2 separate regions of the Homo sapiens genome follow, and region 1 is linked to region 2. The links are chromatin loops, found by intact Hi-C in ENCODE. Cell type or tissue: MCF 10A. All regions are shown on one strand. Each heading gives the region's core, and the rest is flanking DNA. Links, peaks and the distances in the headings are about the cores only.

Evidence for each region. Hi-C counts contacts between places; a loop is a spot of excess contacts. Peaks named below come from ENCODE experiments on the same cell type or tissue, not always from the same donor. Only the 100,000 strongest peaks of a DNase experiment are listed, where the experiment ranks them.
Region 1: it touches region 2 in a loop (8-fold over the local background); 1 of 110 quality-filtered maps calls a loop at or near these places.

The regions. Positions count from the first base shown.
Region 1 is chr10:107,406,412-107,411,797 of GRCh38, reverse strand. No RefSeq gene overlaps it. Among named protein-coding and RNA genes, the nearest start is that of SORCS1, 240 kb to the right of the region's middle. In MCF 10A, for the core only: a CTCF peak has its summit at 2,099 (motif pointing left); a DNase peak (open chromatin) is centred at 2,057.
Region 2 is chr10:107,912,596-107,917,981 of GRCh38, reverse strand. All of the region lies in intron 4 of LINC01435 (long intergenic non-protein coding RNA 1435), which reads left to right. Among named protein-coding and RNA genes, the nearest start is that of LINC01435, 150 kb to the left of the region's middle. In MCF 10A, for the core only: no CTCF peak of the experiment used is centred there; a DNase peak (open chromatin) is centred at 2,571.

The DNA.
Region 1 (5,386 bases), core at 63-5,062, 510 kb after region 2:
TTACCCAATAATATTTCACAGACATCTAAGTCAGTTGCTAAAAATCTTTATCATTTTTGTTGGGTTTATCATAGTTCTTGGAATAAACATGAGAGTTACTTATTTCTTTATGATCATTTTTCTCCTTTTTTAACCAGATCTACAGGAAACTTACAATACTATTTCCACTTATATTTTAAATACCTGTTTAATTTTTTTCCTACTAAACTATTATGTTTCCAAGGACAAAAACCGTGTTTATCTTTTTCACTCCTTAAGTCCCCAAGATATAGTACAAAGTTGAATAAATGAGGATATAGAACATGCAAAGACATGGAATGAAAAAGTAGCAAGGAGTGTAAGAGACTTGCAAGCAGTTTTCTACAACTGGAGTAAAGGACTCTTATTGTGGAATTTTGAGAGGCAGGGAATTAATTGAAGAGGTTGACATTCATTCTCTAGGAATCATCAAAATGTTTATTTTGGACCCAGTCTGTGTTAGTCCATTTTCACACTGCTATAAAGATGCTACCTGAGACTTAGTAATTTATAAAGGAAAGAGGTTTAATTGACTCCCAGTTCCATATGGCTGGGGAAGCCTCAGGGAACTTACAATCATGGCAGAGGGCAAAGGAGAAGCAAGTACCTTCTTCACAAGGTGGCAGGAGAGAGAGAGAGCAAAGCGGAGACTGCCACACACTTTTAAAACCATCAGCTCTTGTGAGAACCCACTCACTATCATGAGAACAGCATGGGGGAACCGTCCTTATGATCCATTTATCTCCCACCAGACCCTTCCCTTGACACCGGGGGATTGCAACTTGAGATGAGATTTGTGTGGGGACACAGAGCCAAACCAAATTACAGTCTATATTATGCACTGTAACTACAAATAGAAGGAAAACATTAGCTGTTCAGTCAGGAAGTTTATGGGATTGCAGGGCCCACAATATAAGGGAATTTTTTTCCTCTTCATCCTAAAGACTACTGGAAGTCTTTGAAGTATTTTAAGTAGGAACTTCAGAAAGATCTTTGAATCAGTGGTTCTCCTGCAGAAGGAAACCGAGAGAGAAGGGCAATATTAGGAAACAGAGACTCCATTAGAAGTTTCTTGCAACATAAAAATAATGAGAGATTCCACAAAATTACTTGAGTGGAGACTGAGAAGTGGCTGCAGGGGTCACTGATATTAGGAGGATGTGATGTGGAGGCAGCTGGGAGAGGATTTTCAGAAGGAGAGGGCGGGATTGAGATCTATCTGGAGGTTGTATCAGCTCTGCTCTATAACTGACTAGATGTGGAGGGCGATGAGCAGAGAAATTGAGTATGATTCTCAAGTTAATGGCTTCCATCACTGGCTGGGTGAAAATGGCAGACAGTAAAGAAAGTAAGATAGAAGACAGTGCAATCTGTTGTGTTTTTGGGATGGGTTAGTCAAACTCATTGTGGTGGAGATAACTTCAAGACCCTAGGTGAAGGTGCCCAGTAGATAGTTGAGGACACTGGTCTCTAGGGAGAGAGCTGTGGGCTATAGATATAGACCTCTGACTGAGTAGTATATGAGTTAATATTACACGAAGTGTCACTGTAAATGAGACCCCCTCAAGGAGAGTAGGTAGAAGAGAAGAGAATCCAGAGTGAGCTCCGGAGAGCAACAGCATTTAAGATGGAAAAGAAGAAGAGCATGAGAAAGAAACACATTTAGAAGTCAAGATGAGGACGATGAATGGGAGATAGGTGAAAAATTTGGGAGAGCCTACCGAAGTATGATTGAGGAAAGAAAAAGTATTCAACACTGCAAGGTGCAAATGAGTGTTAAAGTGATGAAGCCTTCGTAAGTGATAGGATTCTTCAGTTAGGGTGCCATTCACAGCCTTAATTAGAGCAATGCCAGACACTTTACTCAGATAATTGCATTTAATTTATACAGTAGCTGATGAAGCAGGTAATATAATCCTAATTTTACAGATGAAGAAACAGTAGCTTAACTAACTGACTCACAGACATGCAACTAGTTATCAGCAAAGCTCAGATTCAGACTTAGGAAAGCCGATGCTGAAAACTGCACTCTGAATAACTAAGCTCTACGGTGCCACCCACTGACGCATCTAATTAATTTCAATTCAGCATGTCACTTCACAGTTTAGGGTTTTGTTTTGTCCTCTAATTTTCCATAAGCACAAATATTAGTTCACCAGCACTATTCTAAAGCATCATCAGAACTGAGTGAGACATATATGTTGCTGTGTGTTGGCGTCAAGTTTTTAGCCAAAAGCAAGGTAGTCCCCATAGGTGTCCCGTAAATTCCATTAAATACATGATATTGAAAAGAAATGAGCATTTGAGGTGTTAGAGTAAATGCAGATCAGCCAGGTTGTCCTCCAATGACACACATAGCAGCTCGAAAGAACAATGCCAACTATTGACTGTGCTCCCTGGTCCTAAGCATTAGATCATTGCGTTTCTCTAATGATTTATGTGTGAAATTTCCAAGGTTATATGAATAGGCCACAAACAGACTTTGATATACCCATAATGGGTTAATAATGCATACTCCATACTTAATGCATAAGAAAGTAAACCACAGAAATTCCACAAAAAAGGACAAACATCTCTGGTGAGCAGTTCCTCTGAGCTTAGAGTCTGGAACATACTATTGTGGAAGGAAAATGCTTTTAATCTTCCTGCTGATGAATAAATCACAGTTTTTAAAAATATTTTAAAACATTTGAACAGCACCACCCCAGGACTTCATACAAGCTCTATTTTTCAGTTCCATCAGCATGCAAGCCATTCTCTTAATTGTGTACATAACCACGTACATAAGCAATGCCATGGATTTTGCACACTTCTGAACAATGGGCACCCTAGATATCTTGCGTGTAATACCGGCTGCCATGGTGCAATTAGAGGAGAAATAAATCTTACCATCTTGATGACAGCCTGTGCATCCAAAACCAGGCAATATAGATGGCTTTGAGAAAGCGGAATCTTGTATTCTTTGACAATGTAATTATTATGCTCTGTCAGCTCATTTGACTTTTTCATAAAAATCACTTAATACTTCACAAGGATATTACTTTTGCCATCAAATATCACTTTTGGAAATGTTAGTAATTTAGGAACTCCTATATTAAAAATGGCTAATTCAGTAAGTACATGAAATGCCATAATCTGAGAGGCCTTCTAACCTAAAAGATTTCCCCCTCCCCAAGCTTTATTAAGATATAATTAGCATACAAAACACTGCACATAATTAATGTATCCCATTTGGTGAGTTTAGACATATGTAAATTTTACTCCTGTTACCATCACCACAACCCAAGTAATAAATAGATCCACCGCCTCTAAAAATTGAATACTTCAGTCCCACTGTAAGACGCTGGGGAGAACAAAGGGCTCCATTAAGGAGCTATGGTCTGGTATTTAAAGGCTAAATAGTCAACAACTCAATTACAAATGATTTAGGAAAGTGCTGAAGCTATATTTAGTAGAGAGTTTTCTTCTCCAGCACCAACCTTACATGTTATTATATGCTAATTTTTAGAAATTTAAATCTAAAGACTTGTCTAGTAAAGACTCTTTTTGAGTTGAATGAAGTTCTTGGGCAATAGAAATTGCATATTTCACTTTTTTTTAGTTGCCTTTCTAAATTTACTTACATAAGATAAAATTCACTCTGTTTGGGGTAGATTACTGTGAATTTTGACAAAGGCTTTCAGTCTTGTAACCACCACCACAATCAAAACACAGAGCAATTCTGTCACCCCTAAAATTTGTGCTACCCCTTTATAGTCAATCTCTCTCTCCATCCCCAGCCCCTGACAACTACTGATCTATTTTTTGTTCCTATAGTTTTGCTTTCCACACTGTTGTATACTAGTTCGTTAATTTTTATTGATGAATAGTATTCCATTGTATGGAATATCATAGCTTTTATATCCTAAAAACTTGCATTTGTGATGTGATGATGGCAATGATAATAATAGTGACATCTGACATTATGTGAATGCTTATTGTGACTCAGGCATTGCTCCAGCTCTGTCAACATGCTACCTCATAAAATTTCCTCATCATATGAAATAGGCAATATTATTATTTCAGTTTAGAGAATAGAAAAAGGAGGCAAAGAGTATTAAGTAACCACCCTAGGATCACACAATTTGTAAATGTCACAGCCTATATTCAAATATGGGCAGTCTGACTTCAGGACCTAACATAATAACCACCATCATAAACTGCTTCCCCAGTAATAGCTACCAATTATTGATCATCTGCCCTTGGGCTCCATGGCAAGCATTTCCTTGATCCATTTTCACATGAATAAGGTAGGATGTGGAAAATGAGACTTACAGAGACTAAGCAATTTGCTCCAAATCACTCTGATAATGTTACCTAATTTTTAACCAAATCATAAAAACTGGGTCTTATTACCTTTAAAGGTATTTAATTTTGATTAGTTTCTGGATTTCAATTTTTTTATTATTATTTTCTCCTATGACATTGCATTTCCAATTCGTCTCAGCATGCACAGAGTCTTTTGGAGTTGGACTAACTTGTTGGGCATTGGTACAAATCATCTTCCAGGGTTTAAGATTAGATAATAAAATATATTTGGTACAAAAGAGACCTTGTATCTATCTTGATTTATCCCTGCCTTTGTGAAATTGAAGGGATGAAAAAAAATCTGCTATCTGAATTAAACTCCACGGAGTGACATGTGGAAAAAATTTATATACGTTTTAACTTTGGGTTGTTCCTCAAGAGGTTAAATCTTTGTTCCAGAATGCAGATAAAAATAAATTTTGCTGCTAGATTGCTTATGTTATCACCTTATCATGAGCACTGTAGAATTGGAAGCAAAAATCTCCAGTACAGATGTCTACAGGGAGAATGTGATTGTATTTTTCAATTTGTATTTATAGTAATAATAATGCACTCAGCTCACATCTTTAAGGAAAAGGCCTCGAAGTACTTTACGTATTTTAATTAACCCTCACTGTACTCAGTACATAGACAGTATATCAATTTTATTAATGCATAGCACATGGAGAGCAAATTTAAGGCCTTAGGTTCAAAGTCATGGCATGCTGGTAATGATAATAATGTTTCATGGTGGAGACAGATCTGTGAAAAGAAAGAATAGGAAACAACCCAGCAAACTCCGTGGTCTGACATGTCAGCAGCGTTGCACCCTTGCACGCTCCAATGGTCCTTTGCATTACAAATTTCTCAATATAAGAAACATCCTGAATATCCTGAGTATTCTTTCCTACTGTCCTCTCTGGATTTATTAACAGAGTGTAAATGTCAAACATGGGGGAAGGTGTGAAGAATGGAGGGCTCATCTCTTTTCTGAACAACCCTAAATACTCTGGTCAAATTTCAAACAATTCCTGGTTAGACA
Region 2 (5,386 bases), core at 266-5,265:
TTAGCAATGAATCAATTTCCCAGTTGCTTTTCACCGTCGCTTTCACTGTTGTGCTGAGTGCTCTCAGGGTTGAACTTTTTCAATCTCATCCTTTGGGGTATACAGGTATAAAAGGAGCTCTCTGTTCTATATCCTGTTTCTCATTCTGGGCAAAATATTTGAGCTGCTGCTCTGGTGCTCCAGGCAGGGAAAGCAACAGGCCGTAATTTGAGTGACCTTGAGTTGCCAAATGACAATTGATGTAAGGTGGGAAGCAGCCTCAGATCTCTTAAGATTGCCCTCTCACTGAGCAGCTACCTTCTCAAGAGTCTGAGCACTCTCTATTGTATTATCACAATTTTTCTATAACTCTACACCTATCCTAAAATTTTTTAAAACATGGTAAAAGAAATGCTCAACTTCAGTGAATTCCCATTAATGAGTCTCTTGGACTACCTCTTCAGTGTAGGTGTAGGGATGTATATTTGGCAGGATGAAGAAGTAGCATTTATGTGGAGGGAAGCAAAGCAAAACACCTGCATTTTGCTAATTTTTTTCTGGGAATTGTCTACATATCCATTTTGCTAGCATGCTACAATGATTATAAATAATGTAGACCTAAAATATTAAGAACATTATTTCAAAATCATTAGTGATTACCCTTAAATTTCATTGCTTTTTTCCAGTTCTATTTTTGCATAGGGATCTATCTGTACTTTGATACATTAATCTGGATTCCTACCCATGGAGTAATTACTCCACATAGTGTAATTCTCACACACTTATCCTGACATAAAAAGAAGTAAGGCTTACAAAAAGACATTAACAAGTAATTCTGCAAATCTGTGAAGCTTTTGTGAAATGAGAAACAGCTCTTCTGGGCTAATGAGTAGCATTTGTGATTTGGGATGCCACGAGAATCCCAGATTACTTTCTCCCATCTATACAACACAACTGGCCAAAATACTGCTTTGTTAGTAGGGTGCAGGTTTATTTTCCAAAGATAAGCCCTTACTCTTGGGTAGTAAAGGTATTTTTGGAGGCATATTCCATGTTCTTTTCATGACTGAACTAGCCAGCTTACCATTTAGGACACTGTGCTTCATGGAAGCACTGAAATTTAAAGGCTGAGATAGTTGATCTGCTGGCATTTGCTTTTGTGTCTTAGAATGGTCTATGGAATGAAATTTATCTTCCAAAAGCATATTTTATGAAAGCTTGCGTATAAAACTTTCCCATTACAAGTTAGTAAAAGCTGACTTATTAACAGCTACTCTTCAAAGTGGTCCGATCACAGATTGAGAATTTTAATGAAGTTACCATGAAGGAAATGAGTTATGTGTCCGTGCACACACACACTAGAATTTTTACTATTTTGTTACAGCTGTTATCTTTTGGATATTTGATTGTTGACTAATACATACAAGAGTGTTATTAGTTTTGTAAAGACCGCAAAGGAATCTGAAGACATTTCATCCTTCTGAAATAAAACTATCTACTGGAAAAGGTTTAAGCTTAAAAAAATAATTTGAAATTTTCAAATTTCCTTTTCCTTCCTAAAATCTCCACTTGAACTTTATACTAGCCAGCAGCAGGGGACCTGGCTTGGCACATATTTTTGTAATACAATTGAATTTTAGGCTCAAAAGATTTTCCAGGTCATTTAATCCAATCCTTTTATGTTTATCAGACCAAATTTTCTATTGTCATTTAAAAAAGACTATTTTTAAAATTTCTTACATACCTTATATTCTGCTTCCACAAACATCTGACACAACCACAGTTCAACTTCAAAACTAGTAGGAAATTAAAAAGTTATGATATGACCATTCTACACACCTTAGTCAACTTTTGCCAATTGACCTAATGTCCTTTTGTTGGACTAGGATCTAATTCAGGATCATAGGATGTATTTTCTTACTCCTAAATCTCCTTCAATCTGGGACAGTTCCTAAGTCATGAAAGAACTTCGTGACGTTGACACTTGGAACGTACTGTTCCTTAATTTGTAGAAAAGTTCCTCAGTTACAACTTGGTCATTTTCAAACTTTAAGCAACCAAGTGTGGTGATTCTCAGGAACTCACAGCATATTAGTGGTGAGCACCTTCATACACAAATAGAAGATTGCTAACCATATGCAAAGTTTATTCCAAGATTTCAGACGGCATGCCAGCTGCTTCAAGGGTTGAGGTGGGGAATGTGATACAGGTCAATGAATTGGTTTAACAGTCATATAACAAACGTAGTAGATAAGTCTCCAATAGATGTCCGATTTCCTACGGAATCTTGGGTTTAGAGCTAAACCCTGGGACTAATTGGTGTGCTCCAAATGAAAATGTTCCCAAGCCACAGTTTTGAGTTCCTTTCTTTTCCCCTAGTGTGGTGTGTGTGGTTTTTTTTTCTAAAGCCATAGTGTAGGCTCACAAAACATTTAGAATATGGCTAGTAACAAAGTGCTCTTTCAAATGGGATTACGCAAGACTGGCTTTGGGCAGAGTGAGTGCTACAGAAGGTCAAGAAAAGGGAGCAAAGCTGGAGACTGATGGGAAAAACCCTAAACACACATACGCTGACGCTCACAATCATGTACTTCATAAACATACTTCATCTGCACACGGCCCCACCTCCGTCCCCGCTGCCCTTCTGTGTTTCTCAGCCAGGACACGCAGCCTCTGCTGTGGGTTTACACCAAGGTGCCAATGTAGAGACTAAAATGGACAGAGCAGGAATCCCTCTCCTCTCCAGGACATTTGCTGGAGTCTCCAGTGAAAACGCAGTAAACAGCAGGCAGGGTCCGTGGCGCTTGCAGTTCGACCTCAACCTGCAGCCACGGAGAGCTGTGGGGAGAGCGGAGCTGAGGCCCCGGCAGCTCCCGGTCCCGCACCGGGCTCTGCTGGCGGCTGCCGAGTTCCTGAGACTCCTGCCCCCGCCCGTGTGGCGGCGCCTCACTCCGCACCTGCGGCAGCCCCTGCCCACGCCGCCTCCACCCGCCCCGCCGCGGCCCGACTTCGCTAAAGTTAGGGTCCTGAGCTCCAGCACCCACAGCCGCCCGCGCAGAGCCCCGCGCCGCCACCTCGGGTCCCGGACCCTTCGCCGCCGCCCTCGCTCCCGGGATGGGAAAATTTGGCGCCGGTGAGCGCGTTCCTCGGCGGCGCGGCGCGGCGCTCTGGGTCCTCCGTGTCAGGGCGTCTGCGGAAGCGGCTCCGGTGGCTCCTCTGCTCCTCGTGGCACGCGGCCCAGACCCCCAGAGTACTGTCCGTGCCGGCACTGCGAGACCGGGCTCCTGCTGCTCCTCTCTCCTCCTGGGGTGCCACCAGCGCCCAACGATGGGAGAGGTGAGCAGGAGCCTGCGGGAGCGCAAAGTCCCTGAAGACTGGGGGCGACGGCAGCATGGAACTCCGCGGCAAGATGAAGATCCCTGGCTTCCGGATGGAGGAGCTGCGGCTCACTAGCAGCCTGTCCGCGGAGACGAGGAACCCCACCCACAAAGATGGTTCCTGGGTGCGACCAGGCAGCGTTGCGAGTAGCAGAGTGGTGATGGGGTGGGGTCGGGGAGCGAAGCGGGGAGGGAGTGTGAAAGTGGGCTTGGAGGGTCAAGGGCAGAAGGTGATTTGAGGCTTCTGACTTGAAGTGTGCAAAATAAAGGCTATGCTTGCCTTCGCCAGGAAGTATTTCATCTCCAAGATGGGCCTCAGTCCTCCTGGAACTCCCATCTTCATCTCTAAGCTCCAAACCTGGAAAAAAACAGCTTTCAAGTAAGAATGTAAATCCCTGGTTTCTGTCAATATGGCTTGTGAAGCTGAAGACCAGGCAGAGTAGGGTGTTAAATAAGTGCATAGTATGCGGTGGTGAAAGGGTTAACGTTGTAGGGCAGGCTGACATTGCCCTCAAGGATTCCCACTTCACTTGCTGTAAGCTTACTCTGGGGGCTCCTGTCTGTGATGACAAATGTCTAGGTTAATTTAAAGGGGACAAAATCTCAGTGGACAATCACTGCCTTCTAGTGTGGTCCCTGTCTCTGGCACTGAGGAGATGGAAGTTACATGGAGAGCAGGCACCATCTTTCTGAGAGAGAAAGTGATTAAAGCTGGGGCTTTACAGCTTGTGAATTGATTGTTCTCCAATGTGATTTAGTCCTGGAAACATCAATATCCAAGGGACTACAACTCCCTGTTCACTCTTCATTGCCTGACCACCTCTAGTGAAACCTGAAATAAAGACTTTTCCATATGAAGAAGGGGATTAAGATTCCAGGAGGCTGAGCCTGGGGAGGGAGAGTGGGTGTGTGGTGAGCTTTTGCAAGACAAAGTAGCAGGGCTGACAGCTAGTCATTTTTTTTTTTTTTTTTTTTTTTTTCCCCGGCCATGTCAGGAAGTTTTTTTGTTTGAGTGAATAAATCTGAAACTCTTTAACCTATCAGAAGTATCAACTTAAAGTGAACCTGGAAACTTAGTGACAAATAGTAAAACAACAGCTTTGGTGATTAAAGACCATTTAAAAGTTGTCGAGGCTACCACAGAACAGGCAGTGAGAACACGGTAATCAAAAGTGGGTAAAAATGGAACACATAAGTAAATAGAAGTTAGATCTGGAAATTGCGAGTTTGCTCTTTGAAATATGCACTGATTATCCAGCTCAGTATCAGTCACCATACCTTAGTTTGTAATGCAATTGCAAGAAACCTTCCCAGAGACATGACACTGTATTCCCATTATTAGCTTTTAAAATAACAGTTTTGGACAGTTTACAACACATTTACTCCTTGGGAATTCTGTTGTACATACTTATAGATTGTATTGAGGCAAATCATAACGGCATTTAGCATTGATAGTCCTGTCCTGAGAACATCCACACAGCTCTAGTATGTTACCTTAGGACAAAGGGTTCTGCTTTATGTCGTTCTGTAGAATTTTATTGAGGTAACTGCAGTAGAGATTTTATCCAGCTCCTGGAGACATTTGACTTCACTGCCTACGTTAACAATCATATCTTTTAATATCAGTAAAATATTCAATACTATTAACACATCACCACTAAAATAAGCATCTCACTTAAATCTAAACTTAAAAAATGTTTCCCTTCTTTTGGTAGTTAACTCAGAGTTGCTGGCTTTAAGTGCATCAAATATTATAAGCACTGGGAAACAAAACTTTTGGACTAGAAATAGATACTGTTATACTAAGCTGCAAATTATTAATCCTGAAATATTTTGGCCTGACGGAGAGATTATGCATCTTTGGCAAACCAAATGTTCACTTAAATGACAATGTTTTGTCAGATTGTGTGTGTGTGTACATGTGCACACATTTATACTTACAAGTCCAGTAGAGACAAGTGTGGGTCAGGCTTTGGATAGGTGGCTTTTGCAGTAAGTCTACTAAGGCTATTGAATGTAGTAAGTAATAG